Linked DNA regions of Homo sapiens: region 1 is linked to region 2. Evidence: chromatin loops called from intact Hi-C (ENCODE). Cell type or tissue: heart right ventricle. All regions are shown on one strand. Links, peaks and the distances in the headings refer to the core of each region. The heading gives the core; the rest is flanking DNA.

Region 1 (8,333 bases), core at 156-8,155, 300 kb after region 2:
TATAAACTTCTCTTGTTTCTCTGAGTTCTGGAGGCCTATGTGCTGGATCCTCCCAACCAGTGAGGGAGCCCCTGGAAGGCAGGAGGCTTGCCTTATTCCTGTAAACTCTGTTGCTCCAAAACACCATTGCCATTTACTAGCTTGCTGTGTGCCAGGCATGGTGCTACATACTTATTATGGAATTTAAAATTTTGATGTTTTGCATGGTTTATTTTGCATTAATTTGGCATTTGTAAAACATTACATTAGAATAGTATTTACCTTCATTACCTCAGCTGTTTTTTGGCACCCTTTAAATTTCGTGAGGAGGTTAGTACCTAACTCGCCTCACCTAATCCTGGCCCCGCATGGAGGTCTCAATACTTGCCTCAAAACTATGTGAATATCTGTTATTCTACTGGTGAATGTTCTGGAACGTTCCTCGGCATCTTGCAGGCATCAGTAGTCAAAGCAGGACAGAGAGAATTAATTACAGAACACTGGGTGGCATTCGGGAACAATAGGTCTCACCAAAGCCTGATTCTCAGCATCTTACTTAAACTACAAATCAACAGCTGGGAAGACAGGGAAGAAGGAGGACACTAGGTTCTCTTTCTTCAAGTCAAAAGTTTCCACTGCTCTGAATGGGCCACTTCATTCATGGCCCCTTCAATTGGCTGTTGTTTGTTCTCAAGGAACCAGGATTCCTCTGGGCTTGTGCCTTCTGGAGCTCTCTTCTTGTTAGAGTAGGTAGTTATGCAGACATGAGCAGGGCAGGAGAGGACCCCCCACCACCACAACTGACACCCAGGAAAGTCAGGCGACCATCAGGTAATGGTCAGGCAGTTGTTAAACTTTCTCTCTAAAATAATAATTGGTTGCAGCTGGTGCCAGGGAAAGGCAGTCTCCCAACAGATAGAAAATAACCGAAGCTGATGATCAGCAGCTTCCTGATAAGATCTCAGGAGTTGGGCAAGTGGGCTCAAGCGTGTGCACTAAGACGCAAAACGGCAGAGTTTAACTGGTATGTGATCTTCCTCTAGGAAAACTCGAGTAGCAAGGGGAAAACACCTAAAATGAGTATGCACATAACTTCAGTAAATACATTGTGCATGCAGCCCCTCCCAAGTGCTGGCGCATGAGGACAGCTCACCCCAAGGGAAGAATCAGAGGAGGAGAGATGCAGATGCTGGAATCATGCTAATGTATAAAATCCCAGGTCAAGGACTAAATGGCACTTGAATCTGTCAAGTCACCTACTTGGCCTTCTTTCAAGTGTACTTTACTTCCTTTCATTCCTGCTCTAAAACTTTTTAATAAACTTTCATTCCTGCTCTAAAACTTGCCTTGGTTTCTCACTGTGCCTTATGTCCCTCAGATGAATTTTTTCTCCTGAAGAGGCAAGAATCAAGTTGCTGCAGACCCATATGGATTTGCTGCTGCTAACATACTTTGGTGTCGTGACTCAGATACGTCCCCAGTGGTAAGATACTGCTAAGCCTTGCCTTCTTTGGCTGGGGTTGTTTAACCCCCGTGTGTGGTTTTCGTCTCCCCTTTCACACTCCTGCTTACTAACCAACCCCTGGAACAATCCCTCTCGGTCACAGTGGCTCTGTTACCCCAGGCTGATCTCTCAGCTCACCCTGACAGGTGGCTCATGGGAGTAGGAAGGACCTTGGCATCTGCAACAAGCAGACCTGAGGCACTGATAGCTCTCCTGGACAAGAGGCTCATGAGAGTGGTAGGGCTAAGGCCTGAGACCATGGAATGTCTGGGGTTTCCTCTGCTATTTTAACTAAAATCTTTTCTTTCTCAAAAAACCTGCACATCCTGTTCTCCTGTTTTCTCTAAGTGTGTTTTGAAATAGCCTTGTGCACCCACTGCACTGTCTGCCTCAGGGGCAGGTCTGCCTCTTCTCTGGTTTCACCTTGCATGCTGTCTGACTTCCTTCTCTGCCTTAAAACACACACTCCCTGTGATTTGTGCACCCGCGGCTCTTGCTGTATTTGTGCAGCAGCAAAGACATGGGCTCCCTGCAAATGTCTGTTGGCTCATTGCCAGGACAGACACTAATTGCAACCACACTCTGCCAGCTCCTTGTAAATTACCATACACTTTTCATCCCTGTTACACTCAAGGGCCAAGATTTTTTGGTGGCTTTTGAAACAGCTTGTCACCTGCATAGGGCCTCACTCTCACTCCTTTAAGGATCCCACTTACTTGCTTTTTTTGAGTTGGCATCCCTTTGGGAGGACAGAAAATTCCTCCTTTGACATTTGAAGCCCTTATCCTAAGCCCCAAGTCCTCTAGAAGTTCCTTCTTTATGTCAAGAGGGTAAATAAATGTTGCGCTCTGAAATCCAAGGGTTGCTGTTTTTGCGAGCATATGAAGGCTTTCCATGAGTGTCATTCTCACCTCTTCCCACTTCCTCATGTAGCAGGATTGTCCTGTCTGCTTAAGCATTTTTTCTGCGTGTTGCCCTGGGAGGATGAGGAACCCCAAATACAAATTTTCTTTCATTTCTCTAATCACTCCCATGCCCTTCTCAATATGCATCAAGACCTTCAAGGTCACATTCAAAGGGAGGAAAGTCCAGCCCCTTGTGGCAGTTGGCAAAAAAGCAGGCTTCTCATCTACTTAAAGAACATGGGAAATGGGAATCTGAGAAAAGAGATAATCATTTTGTTTCTCCCAGTGAGAGTCGCTATAAGGTCATGGAGACAAGGATATAGGCCAGCCCAAGGCCACAGGTGCAAGAGACAAAAGTACCCATAAGGGTCAGGTGCGGTGGCTCCCTGTAATCCCAGCACTTTGGGAGGCCGACGTGGGTGGATCACGAGGTCAGGCGTTCAAGACCAGCCTGGCCAACATGGTGAAACCCTGTCTCTAGGCCGGGTGTGGTGGCCCATGCCTGTAATCCCAGCACTTTGGGAAGCTGAGGTGGGCAGATCACCTGAGGTCGGGAATTTGAGACCAACATGGAGAAACCCCATCTCTACTAAAAATACAAAATTAGGCGGGCATGGTGGCACATGCCTGTAATTCCAGCTACTCAGGAGGCTGAGGCAGGAGAATCACTTGAACCTGGGAGGCAGAGGTTGCAGTGAGCCAAGATCGCACCATTGTACTCCAGCCTGGGCAACAAGAGTGAAACTCTGTCTGGAAAAAAAAAAAAAAAAAGGAAACCCTGTGTCTACTAAACATTTAAAAATTAGTTGGGCACAGTGGCAGGTGCATGTAATCCCAGCTACTTAGGAGGCTGAGGCAGGAGAATTGCTTTAAACCGGGAGGTGGAGGTTGCAGTGAGCCAAGATCGTGCTGCAATAAGCCGAGATCACGCTGCGGTGAGCCGAGATCGCGCCACTGCACTCCAGCCTGGGTGACAGAGCAAGACTCCATCTCAAAAAAAAAAAAAAAGTACCCACAGGACAGAGTTGAAGACAGATCCCAGGCTACAGGAACAGAACAGATTATCATTAGAACAGAGATGAAGGCAAGGTTGGGGTACTGGGCACGACCAATTCTTCCAAAACCCCAAGGATGAACAAGCTGTCCCCTGTTGACTCCAATATCTCCTCTGTTCTCAAGTGGATAATCGGGACCGAGGTTAAGGGTACCTAGTAAGATTGGCTCATTCTGGAACCCTAAGGATGAATGGGGGATGCCATGTTCAGAAAAGGATAACAGAGGGGACACCTTCTTTTTCCTTTTCCTCCTCTGTTCTCTCTTTGCAGATGAGGAATTGTGTCTCCATACCACAGGACACCCCCCTTGGATGCATCCCTAAGAACTGGGAAAAGTTTGATCTCCCAAACCTTAAAACAAAAAACTAGTTTTCCTCAGTAATACTGTTTGGCCTAAAAATGAACTGGGAAAAAAATCACAAAAGTCAGCCTTAGAATCCAGTGCACCTATGCAAGAAATCCTCAAATTAGCCTCTTCAGTCTTTTATAACCAAGATCAGGACAAGGAGGACAGGGCTAAGAAAAAGGAGAAACTCAAGGACAAGAGGCTGCTCACATATTGGCTGCTTTACAAGCCCCCAGCCCCTCCAGACTGCCCTAAGGCCACTCCTCCAGGTAACTGCCATTGGTGTGGGAAGCCAGGCTGCTGGAAGGCAAACTGGTCCAAGGGGATAAATGGGAAAAAGCCTCTCACAGTTTGACCCCTCTGCCACAAGCTCATCCACTAGAAATGGGACTGCTGGGACAGAATCCCAGCCCCTGAATGCTGTGAGCTGAAGGGGCTCTCTACTCAACTGGCTTCCAAATCAGACATCATCATCAATAGGACAAAGCCAAGGACAACTCCTGGAGGTGTCAAGTAAAATTATACATTTTCCTTTTGGATTCAAGAGCTGCCTACTCTGTGCTAATCTCCTTCTCTGAGCAACTCTCTTCCCAATCATATTGGATAGTGGGGACAAATTGCACCCCCTCCCTCCAAAAGAAAAGATTCACTCCCCTTTGGGGCAAAAATATACTTTCCAAGATGGGTGCCTCCTTAATATTTACCCAACCTCTAAATTCATCTTTCCCTCTAATAGCCCTGTTTCTCCTGGGAAAGCTACCTAAATCTTTAACCAATAACTTTAACCTGCACAGTCCTACTTCAGGGGTTTAAAAATAGCCCACACTTATTCAGACAAGCCCTAGCAAGAAATCTAACTGAGCAATCTCTTGAGCGGGGGATAACTTCTACAGTATGTAGATAACCTCCTTATCTGCTCCCCTTCACAGGACTTGCACAGCAACATGTAGTGCAAGCAGCAACTTTCTAATAGAAGGAAAATGACTTTTGCCTAATTCAAAGGTTATAAAGGTACAGAGGTATTTTTGGTAAGGAACATTATAAAGAAATGAGATTTTATATGAGAAAGGATCTTGTATGGTAAATTCTTGCCATACAGTAAAATGACTGGTTGTTTTAAAAGATGGATATTTAGGACAAGTCAGAAAGTCCAAGCATGTCATAGCTGGTCTGTGTAATTTGTGAAAAGATTTGTGAAAGGGAATTTATAAAAATTGTACAGTTTCAAAGGTCATTAGGTATACTACATGCTTTAAGGTCATAAACTGCTACTATAACTCTTAATAACTGTACAATTTGCCTGCTTTAAAGCCATTAAATTCTAAGTAAAGCTTAGGAAAATATGGAGTTAGCTATGACCCCTAGCTAAAGAGTCAGACTTTTTTTTTTTTTTTTGAGATGGAGTCTCACTCTGTCACCCAGGCTGGAGTGCAGTGGTGCGATCTTGGCTTACTGCAACCTCTGCTTCCTAGGTTCAAGTGATTCTTCTGCTTCAGCCTCCTGAGTAGCTGGGACTACAGGTATGCGCCACCACCCCCCCAGCTAATTTTTGTATTTTTAGTAGAGACGGGGTTTCACCATATTGGTCAGGCTGGTCTTGAACTCCTGACCTTGTGATCCACCTGCCTCAGCCTCTCAAAGTGCTGGGATTACAGGCATGAGCCACTGTGCCAGGCTCAGACTCTATTTCATTTCAACATCTCTACTTGTCTTAAAACTCAAGGAGTCTTCTATGTTTGTGGCCAATCAGTTCACCAATGCCTTCCCACTAAGTGGACTGAAACTTATACCATAGACTATGTATCCCTGAACATCTTTGTAGCCCTTGGCAATCTCTTTCTTCCAGTACCAATACACTGGCATTCCATCTTGCTCAGGGTGAAGAGGGCTATCCAATTAATTCCTTTTCTCACAGGACTTGGCATCATAGCCAGTACAGGAGCTGGAATTGCTGGAATCACAAAAGTCTCCTTAACCTACAGCCAACTCTCAAAGGAAATCAACAACATTGAGGCCATGGCCAAAACCTTAACAATCTTGCAAGAACAAATCAACTCTTTAGCAGCTGTAATCCTCCAAAACAATCAAGGACTAGAGATGTTAATGGCCAGTACAATTTGTTTAGCCTTAGATAAAAAATGATGCTTTTGTGTAAATCAACTGGGAAAAGTATAAGACAACATCAGACAACTCCTAAATTGAGCCTCCAATTTACAGGAACAAGGCTCCCAGAGTTGGCAAAATTGGAAAGGAACCTGGAAATAATTATCCTGGATTCTTCTCTTTTTGGTTCCCCTCATTAGTCTGATTTTTGCTCCTTTTTGGTCCATGTCCTCTAAATCTAATAACTCCATTTATCTCCTCTTGCCTTCAGGTCATCAAGCTCCAGATGATCCTCAGTGAGGGATGCCATCCTCTCAATATTCAAGTCACCCTTCTACAGCGGACCCCTAGACTGCCCAGCAGAGGGACACGACAGAGATAAAATCCTGCCCATTTCCCTTGGACCTGGCTGAATACCACTTTCACCAACCCATGGAGCCACCCTGCCCTGACAGCTAGCAAGAGTCCAAGACCCACAGAACAACCACCACCACCCCTCTGTCAGCAGGAAGCAGTTAGAGAAGACTGACCTTCATCCCGTTTCCCAAAGAATTGGGTCTTGGACTCTTGAGTGGGAAAATGTTAGAGTAGGGCAGGAGAGCACTGCCTTCCCAACCCCCTTCTCTGACACCGAGGAATGTCAGACAACCATTAGGTGCTGGTCAGGCAGTTGTTAAACTGTCTTGCTAAGATAATAGCTGGTTACAGCTGGCACTAGGGAACAGCAAAAACAACTGAAAACAATGGAAGCTGGTGATCAGCAGCTTCCCAATAAGATCTTGGGAGTTGGGTGAGTGGGCTCAAGCATGCGCACTAAGAGGTAAAATGGTGGAGTTTAACTGGTAGACGACCTTCCTCTGGGAACACTGGACTGATTAGGGAAAAACCCTTCAAGTGAGTGTGCATGCAACTTCACTAAACGTATTGTGCATGCAGCCCCTCCCAAGTGCTGGCAGGCCACTGCTCATGAGGACAGCCTGCCCAAAGGGAAGAATGGAGGAGGAGAAATGGGGATCCAGGAAAAATGCCAGTGTAAAAAGACCCCAAGTCAAGGACTAAATGGGAGCTGAATCTCTCAAGTCGCCTGCTTGGCCCTCTTCCAAGAGTACTTTGTTTTGTTCCTGCTCTAAGACTTTTTTTTTTTTTTTTTTTGAGATGGAGTTTCACTCTTGTTGCCCAGGCTGGAGTACAATGGCACAGTCTCAGCTCACGGCAACCTCCACCTTCCAGGTTCAAATGATTCTCCTGCCTCAGCCTCCCGAGTAGCTGGGATTACAGGTGCCCACCACTACACCAGGCAAATTTTTGTATTTTTAGTAGAGACACGGTTTCACCATGTTGGCCAGGCTGGTCTCGAACTCCCGAACTCAGCTGATCCACCTGCCTTGGCCTCCCAAAGTGCTGGGATTACAGATGTGAGCCACTGCACCCAGTCTCTAAAACTTTTTAATAAACTCGCTCCTGTTCTAAAACTTGCCTTGGTCTCTTACTCTGCCTTATGCCCCTCAGATGAATATTTTCCCCAGAGGAGGCAAGAATTGAGTTGCTGCAGACCCCTGTGGATGCACCACTGCTAACATTCTCTCCTCTGTCCTAGGAACTCCCTTCCTCTTGCTTTCACATGTCAACACGTCAGGACCTCAAATTTTGGCTGGTAATTTCTATGGGAGCAGCGGGGGTGGGGGGGGCACGCACTACATGGGAGCTACTATGGTTACCCTGAGCTTGTGTCCTCAGCTCCTACCAGCAACTTCCCCTTCTGGAGCTCCATGGCAGGTCCTTGATGGAGCTATTCCTGGGAGCCACCTGCAAACTCTGAACTGATTGGCGTTTCTATCCTCTGCCTTTCTTTCCTTTTCTTTTTAAGTTCTGAAAAAAGAACAATTCATGGTACTTCTCAATAATTTATATTGCCAACTCCCCAGTTCTCATCTGTATACTGAGGCTACAGGTCAACCATGTGACTTGTTCCAAAGGGAAACCCATGTCTGTGTGATTCAAGCCAGAATCCACTTCCATAGCTACAGAAATGGAGGCCAAGTTGATGTGGGGCTTATTTATCTAAAAGCTTTAAAGAGAAGCAGATGACCACATGGCATATGAGAGGGAGAGATTTTTCTGCACAAACCAGCATCCCAGACTGCAAGTGATTTCTCCAAGATGTTCTTGAATTAATAATGGCAATAGGTCTCCTGAGAGGAAAGTGGTTGCTTTCTTAAAAGGGTCTCCGATATGCTTCTTGGGCTCCCACATAAGGAGCCAGTGCCCATGATGCAGGGGATGTGCCTGTAGATTTCCAGAACTGTAGCCTCTGCTCTGTCTGAGATGAAGTGAAAACAAGTAAGACTTGGATGCTAAGCTCTTGATCCTGTGCCCAGCACGTAGTAGGCACTCAGTGAATATTTGCTGAATGGATGGATGAACTGGCTCTTAGCTATCAT
Region 2 (8,333 bases), core at 97-8,096:
CTGCACAACTGCACTCCAGCTTGGGCGACAGAGCAAAAATTCTTTTCAAAAAACAAAAACAAAAACAAAAACAAAAAGCCCTACTGAGGTAAGAGTACAGTTGCTCCTGAGAAAATGACTGGAGCCAAGCTGGGAATTGGTAGGGGATGCGGTAGGTGAGAGCCAGATTATCAGGGTTTCTGAGCCACACTGAGGAGTTCAGATTCATTCCAATAGCAATAAAAGGCTATGGAAGGATTTGAAGCCTTTTTTTTTTTTTTTAGACAAGGTCTCACTCTGTTGCCCAGGGTGGGGCGCAGTGGCACAATCACAGCGCACTGCAGCCTCAACCTCCTGGGAACAGCTGAGTCCACCTAGACTCCTGAGTAGTTGGGACTACAGGTGCTTGCCACCATGCCAGGCTAATAAAAAAAAATTGTTTTGTGTAAAGGCAGGGTCTCATTGTGATGTCCAGACTGGTCTCAAACTCCTGGTCTCAAGCAATCCTCCTGCCTCGGCCTCCCAAAGTGCTGGAATTACAGGCTTGAGCTACTAAGCCCAGTTGGGTTTTTCACTTTTAAAGCAGGACTGCAAAGTGATCTGAATTTCATATTTAATTTAATATTTTGATACATATTGTAATATATCATAGTGCATATATTTGGGGTATATGTAATATTCCAATACATGTATTTCTTTCTTTTAGCCACCTGGTTTGCTATTGATTGATACGTGTATTTTTAACTCGATATATCACCCTTGTACAGATTCTGGAGGTACCTGTGATATTCTGATACATGTTTTTTATTGATATATCAGAGTTGTGAATGACATTTCAACAAAATGGCTGAGGTGGTACTATGGAGGATGGATTGGAGGGCGCAAAGGCAGGCCCCAGCTGCACAACCACTTGAGTAGTCCAAGAAGCTAAAGGCTGAGGCTGGCTAGAAGGTTGCCATAGATACAAAGAGAGCAAAGTGTGTTTATGATACATTTCGGATGATGAATGAACAGAATTTACCAATGAGTTGACTGCTGGGAGGAGGGGAGTGAGGCTAGAGCAACTGAGATGCTAGGAGATGTCCTTGGGAGAAAGCTGGGAGAATGAGTTGTTGAGGGGAAGATCCACTTCAATTCTGTGTACACAGTAGATACCTAGTGAATACATATTGCACAATTAACTGTCCTCGTAAACAGGTCTAGTGGCCTACATGTAGGTTTGCCAGGTAAAACACAGGACATCCAGCTAAATTTGAATTTCAGATAAACAAATGACTAAATTTTTAGTACAAGCTTGTCTTCATATTGCACAGGGTATAGGTATGCTAAACAATTATTCACTGTCTATCTGAAATTCAGATCTAACTGGGTGTCCTGTATTTTCACTTGCCAGCTCCAGTCTGGAAACTGTGTAGTCAGCTTTGCCTTCAGGATGAATTGAGTCCTGGCCCCTCTGTAGCCCTGGCTCACATGGCATGCTGGGCCAGGTCACCTAACCCACCCTCCTTGCTCCCTGTGACTGGCCCAACACCCCTCTTCTGGATTTGCCCTACCCTTTGTCTTCAACGGCTGCCAGGGAAATGGTCACATTCCATGAGGTGAACCATAAGAGAACCATAGGTTGGATGGCCAATCTCTTCCCTGACATTTTGAGAAAGTGACTGAGAGAAAAGGAAGATCAATCTCTCTCTGGCCAGTGGCACTGGAGCCCATAAATTCCAACCAGAGGGGGCCGCAGGTTCTGAGCTGTCATTCCTTGATTCCTGGTTGGGACAGAGATCTGTTTGTGTATGATGCACCTTTGCGACCAGTTGCTAGGCTGTGTTCCCTTTAGTCCTTAAATTTCACTTGTTACAAACACAACAAATAAAGTGTATTTTGAACCCAAACCTTTAATATGGGTTTTAGTTCCTCCCAACTGTTTGCATCATTTGTCTTTCCAGTAAAGGGTAAGTGGTTGACCTTTCCTTTAGCAGGGGTTACAGCCGTGATCCTTTCATTGTTATATTATATATGGATGGCTGTCAGCATTTCTGGAAACTCAGCCTGCCTTACTACTATCTTGTTATAATTACTAAGCTCATTTAGAGGCTTCCTCTTTCTAGGAGGTAAAGAACATAGTCTACAGAGTAATCTCCCCTGCCCTTTATCAGGCCAATGGGCAAATCTGTTTTCTTGTAACACTCTAGCACTCTGTTGGATTCTCTTTTTTTTTTTTTGAGACAGAGTCTCACTCTGTCTCCAGGCTGGAGTGCAGTGGCACCATCCTGGCTCACTGCAACCTCTGCCTCCTGGCTTCAAGCAATTCTCCTGCCTCGGCCTCCTGAGTATCTGGGATTAAAGGCATACACCACCACACCCAGCTAATTTTTTTTGTATTTTTAGTAAAGACGGGGTTTCACCATGTTGGCCAGGCTAGTCTTGAACTCCTGGCCTCAGGTGATCCACCTGCCTCGGCTTCCCAATGTGCTAGGATTACAGGCATGAGCCACTGTGCCCGGCCTGGATTCTCTTTTTAATTGGTGATTGTGTTTGGTTGCCCACGTGGATCATTTGGTGGACTCCGTTTCTCCCTGGTTATTACGTGTGACAATCAGAGCCCGTCGGCCCTTGTTCTGGAGTATTTGGTTGAATCAGGGTCACCTCTGGGTTATATCTCTTTACTCACACATACAGAAACAAGTACATAGCTAGACTTTAAAAACAAACAGGTTCTAAGGGAAAAACCAACCCCAATATATATTAAGATTGTCCTATTATTAAAATTGATACCTTAATTATTTAATTAATGTATTAAATTAATTTAATTAATTAATGTATTAAATTAATTTAATTAATTAATGTATTAAATTAATTAATTTAATTAATGTATTAAAATTTATTAATAATAAATTAATATTTACCCTTCATTTGTAACAAAACTGATTTTTGTGCAGTTTTAATCCATTTGGATGCTTTTGGCTACCAGCAACAGAAAACCAAACTCAAAAAGACCTACGCACTGGGAAAATCATCTCCCATAAGTAGTGTTCCTAAGTCGGGTGGCTCCAGGCACCATGGGCTGGCCTGCCTCTGCTGTTTTTTCTTTGTTTTTCTTTTTTCCAAGAGTTTACTTTTAAATGTACAGTAGACTCCAAGACAACACTTCATTCCAGCTATAGGTGGCAAAAGATGTGATGCAGGGAATCCAGATGTTCAAATATACATGGAATCAAGGGTCACCATCGCCTCAGGCACAAGGAACAGCTTACTGCTTGCCAGATTTCCTTTTTTCTTTTCTTTTCAAAATATTTATTTATTTATTTATTTATTTTTAGAGATGGTGTCTTGCTGTGTTGCTCAGGCTGGTCTTGAACTCCTGGGCTCAAGTGATCCTCCCACCTTAGCCTTCCAATGTGCTGGGGTTACAGGTGTGAGCAACCATGCCCAGCCAATTGCCAGATTTCTTAATTCCACCTGTGGTGAGGGGTCCCTTCCCCATGGCCTTTGCTTTTAGCCCCTCAAATTTCTTCTGCTCCTCTTTTTGTTTCTGCTTGAAAGCCTTATCTTCAGCCATGTTCGGTCATTCACACCTGTAATCCCAGTACTTTGGGAGGCCAAGGCAGGTGGGTTAATTGAGCCCAGAAATTTGAGACCAGCCTGGGCAACATGGCAAAACCCTGTCACTACAAAAACATTTTAAAAATTAGCTGGGCATGGCGGCAGGTGCCTGTAGTCCCAGCTAATCAGGAGGCTAAGGCCAGAGAATCACTTGAGCCCAGGAGGTGGAGGTTGCAGTGAGCTGAGCCCAGGTTGCACCACTGCACTCCAGCCTGCACCACACTAAAAAAAAAAAAAAAAAAAAAAAGAAGGAATCCTTATCTTCTTCAACCTCCATCCGTCTTCTTGGCCTGTTTCTTGGGCTGTTTTAGGGACTTTTTCTTGCCACCTTCGTGGCCAGACATAGCGCCTACCACACCTTCCCCAGGCCCTGCACTGGAAACTGGCTCTGCTGTTCTGATGCCTTCTGAGCTCTGCCTCCTATGTGTGGCCTTCCTTTTCAGGATCACAGCAAGACTAGTAGCAGCAGTCCAAGCTTCACATCCAGATATGACAACATCCACAAAGAAAGAAAGCCCGTGTCTTCCTTGAAGTCTCTCCTAATCAGGGATGAGCCCTTCCTGGGAGTCTCCTGGCCATCTTTCCTCTGTGCCAGAGACTAAACCAGACTGATTTCCTGGATGCAGTTAGACTACATATTCCGGGCTCCTCAGCTATGGGCTGAGTTTTAGTCAAAGAAATTTGCAGAAGTGATGAGCATCTCTTCCAAGCCTGGTTCATAAAGCTTCCCATGCATAATCTTTTGTGTTTCTCTCCCCTCCACAGGCCTGATGCAAGTGTGCACGACAGCCCCAGAGGTAATTCTGGAAGGCGTTGGAGCCATCCAACAGAAGGAGCCTGGATCTTGAATCAGAGTTGGGAGAAGACTGACTTGATCATCAGCAACACTTGTTTTACATTTTACCTGAGCAAGGTACAAACTTCCTCCATGTGTAAGCCACTCTACATTTTGGGGGTAGGTTTGTTACATCCCACATCCCAAAATTGGATTGCATGCCCACCCCTTAGCCAATCATCGGCAAGAAGAATAGAACCATCATGGCTAGTTTGGATCAATCAGGATTTTCCCCTGGAATGGGAATAGAATCTCCCTTCTCTAGATTTCATGGGCAGTGTGGACACTTGAACTTAACAAGTCATGGCTCTGCTGGCAAGGAAGACAGTGGGGTGGCATCATGACAGGAAGCCAGTAGCATTTACAACAATCTAATATTCACTTTTCTGAGTTACATTATGGAGTCATGGCTTTTCACATACTCAACTGATTTCAATTAAGCATAATGTATTAGTCAGGATCCTCGTGGGAAAGAAACAGCATATTCAATGTTGGGTAATTTCAAGAGAGTTTAATAACAGGACTGTTTACGAAGATGTGGGCAGGGTGTAGGGAAACCACGTCACCTGGAGCCAGGAACAGGTGCTCTGTACTACTCCTAAATCCAAACGTGTTGAGTGGGCAGGCAACGATTAGAGCCCAGGGACAGGGGTTGCCCGGCAGGCGCAGTGGCTTGGGTTCAGAGACTCAGCCTACCCACAGCAACTCTGCCGAAGGGAGCTAGGGGAATAAGTGATCTGACCTCATTCTTCTCAATTCCCCTATCCTCTCACCAGTGAGCCCCACTGGCCAAACCCAGTTGGGAGCAGAGGACAAGGTTGCTTACTGATCTAGACTACAAGTTTGGAGCAGGGTGGAGAAGAGCAGAGAGTGGCTCTGGAGGGGCAGGTGGGAAGCAACCAACAGACAGAATCACTTTTGCGATGCTCGCCTTCTCACAGTGTGGCTGGTGGGGACCCTCTTTGTCCTCTCAGGCCTACTCAGGACATCTCTGAACAGATCTTGGCTCTGTAGCATCAACAATAGGTTCCAGCCTATCCCAGTTTTCACTGGCCCAAGACACAGAATCAACTCCCTCCCAACTCCAGAGTCCTGGAGTTAACTTCTACTGGAAAACAGACTTACAGAATACAATTTGTGTACTGGGGGTGCTCAGAAGGGCTGCTGTTGGGACATTTTTCATAGTGACAGAGCTTATCTTTTATAAGGTCATCAGCTGACAATGATTTTTTTCCAACCTATTATGTTAGTGACTCTTTCTTTACTTAGAACCGGTTTCCTTGGCTGTTAAAACTTCCTGTGTAGCTGGGAGCAGTGGCTCACGCCTGTAATCCCAGCACTTTGGGAGGCTGAAGTGCGCAGATCACCTGAGGTCGGGAGTTTGAGACCAGCCTGGCCAACACGGTGAAACCCCATCTCTACTTAAAATACAAAAAATTAGACAGGAGTGGTAGCATGTGCCTGTAATCCCAGCTACTTGGGAGGCTGAGGCAGGAGAATCACTTGAACCTGGGAGGTGGAGGCTGCAGTGAGCCAAGATCATGCCACCACACTTTAACCTGGGTGACATAGCAAGACTGTCTCAAAAAAAAAAAAAAGTACTGCAAGGCCAAGGGAGAGCTAAGAAAGTACCAGGAGTCACGGCCGGGCGCAGTGGCTCGTGTCTGTAACCCCAGCACTTTGGGAGGCGGAGGCGGGTGGATCACCTGAGGTCAGGAGTTCGAGACCAGCCTGACCAACATGGTGAAAACCCATCTCTACTAAAAATACAAAAATTAGCTGGGTGTGGTGGCGGGCTCCTATAATCCCAGCTACTCGGGAGGCTGAGGCAAGAGAATTGCTTGAACCTGGGAGGCGGAGGTTGCAGTGAGCTGAGATTGTGCCATTGTACTCCAGCCTGAACAACAGAGTAAGACTTCATCTCAAAAAAAAAAAAAAAAAAAGAAAGAAAGAAAGGAAGAAAGTACCAGGAGTCCTTGCAGCTCACCTTTCTTCTTCCCATCCCAAGTCTATCTTATAGGGATTACGATTTAGAGTCCATGATTAGAACTCTCCTTTCAAAAGCCAACCCTGGTAAATCTGGCAGAGGAAACCCTTCTTTGGAGGGCTCTGTTTTATAGACTTCGTCTCTAAAAACAAAACGAAAAAGACTTCCTGTGACAATGACAAAGAGACAGAAGCAGAGAAAAGCAGAGAGGAAAGTAGGAGAATTTACTGAGCTCCCCATGGCTCCCAGTCCTTGGCGCCCAGTGGCATCTCTGACCATGGGTTTTGTAAGACATTGTGTATGTCTTTCTAACATGTCTTCTTTCTGATTAAGAAAGCTGGATTCTGTTGCTTGCAAGCAAAAGTCTTACTCAGCTCACTCTGACTTCGAACGGATGCCACATCTTCTGCCACGCCCCCTTCAATTAGACTTGTTGGGGACAAACTTGTTTGTTTTGCGTAATCGGTCTTGTTGTATCTATACCCCCCACTGACTTCCTCATCCTCCTGGATTATTTAGAAGCAAATCTCAAACACAAATATTATTTATTACTTCATTAATCCTATTGCAGCTAGATTTGTCAATTATAAAATACTTAGCAGTATTTGGTCTTGTTTGAGGAATCCTCCATAAATTCTATAATTTTTCCTTTATTTATTTATTTTTTTTTTTGAGACAGGGCCTCTCTCTGTCGCCCAGGCTGGAGTACAGTGGTGCGATCTCTGCTCACTGCAACCTCTGCCTCCAAGGTTCAAGCAATTCTCCCACCTCAGCCTCCTGAGTAACTGGGACTACAGGCGCGTACCACCATACCCAACTAATTTTTGTATTTTTTGGTAGAGATGGGGTTTCACCATGTTGACCAGGCTGCTCTCAAACTCCTGATCTCAAGTGATCCGCCTGCCTTGGCCTTCCAAAGTGTTGGGATTATAGGTGTGAGCCACTGGGCTGGGCCTAATTTTTCTTTTAAAAAATTAAAGTTTTTGCTTTTTAATTTCAGTTATGTAATCCAACTGGAATTGACTTTGTGTGTGGCATGAGGTAGAGAATTTTGGAAAGTGATGAAAGTGTTCTGTATCCTAATTGTTGTGGTGGTTGTACAACTGCATGCAGTTGTTGAAACTCAGGACTATAAAAGGTTAACTTAACCGTATACAATACAGTAAATTTATTTATTTATTTGAGGCAGGGTCTCACTTTATCACCCAGGCTGAAGTGCAGTGGTGTGATCTCAGCTCACTGCAGGTTAGACCTCCCCAGCTCAAGCAATCCTCCCACCTCAGCCTCCTGAGTAGCTAAAACTACAGGTTTGCCACCGCACCTGGTTAATTTTTGCATTTTTTGTAGAGACGTGGTTTCGCCCTGTTACCCGGGCTGGTCTTGAACTCCTGAGCTCAAGCAATCCTCCTGCCTTGGCTTCCCAAAGTGCTGGGATTATAGGCAAGCACCACTACACCTGGCTTAGTACACTGATTATACCTTGATAAATCATTTAAAACCATCATTTGTCATTGGGGAAATGCAAATTAAAACCACAGTGACAGGATGAGGGCATGCCACAAGGACAGGAGCTAACACAGGAGCCACTGCTCCATGTTTTCTTTGGGGAACCATCTCTTCTCCATTCTCAGTCCATTCAGTGTAGGAGGCTTACTAGAGAGTGAAGTCTACTCAGAGCAGAAAAGAAACCATAAAAGAAAGAGAGAGAGTCAGTGAGCACTGAGGACATCGTTGAATCCTCTGGGCCCAGCTGTTCCTGAAGTCCGTTGTTGAACTTGTTCATTATTTTGCTTACTTTGGTTGGGACAATCAGTCCGGAAGCTAGCACAGTGGTCAGCCAGTCCATTGACTCATAATTGTTTTATAGTGGACACTTAGCTGGACGCTCTGAGGGAAGGGATTATAACAGGAATAAAATGACCATGACCTGCT

What was found. A loop is a pair of places that touch in the nucleus more often than their neighbours do. Peaks named below come from ENCODE experiments on the same cell type or tissue, not always from the same donor. Only the 100,000 strongest peaks of a DNase experiment are listed, where the experiment ranks them.
Region 1: a loop joins it to region 2, with 2.5 times the contacts of the local background. A loop is called at or near these places in 56 of 110 quality-filtered maps.

Annotation. Positions count from the first base shown.
Region 1 is chr14:96,110,849-96,119,181 of GRCh38, reverse strand. No RefSeq gene overlaps it. Among named protein-coding and RNA genes, the nearest start is that of C14orf132, 76 kb to the right of the region's middle. In heart right ventricle, for the core only: no CTCF peak of the experiment used is centred there; no DNase peak of the experiment used is centred there; H3K27me3 peaks cover 344 bases.
Region 2 is chr14:96,410,251-96,418,583 of GRCh38, reverse strand. The region is part of intron 4 of AK7 (adenylate kinase 7); the gene reads right to left. LOC124903276 (translation machinery-associated protein 7-like) reads right to left here and starts at 3,923. Exons shown (of 3, transcript XM_047432025.1): 1 at 3,851-3,923; 2 at 3,388-3,525; 3 at 1,052-1,134. The coding sequence starts at 3,923. The coding sequence ends at 1,052. RefSeq lists a silencer at 5,929-6,061. In heart right ventricle, for the core only: no CTCF peak of the experiment used is centred there; no DNase peak of the experiment used is centred there.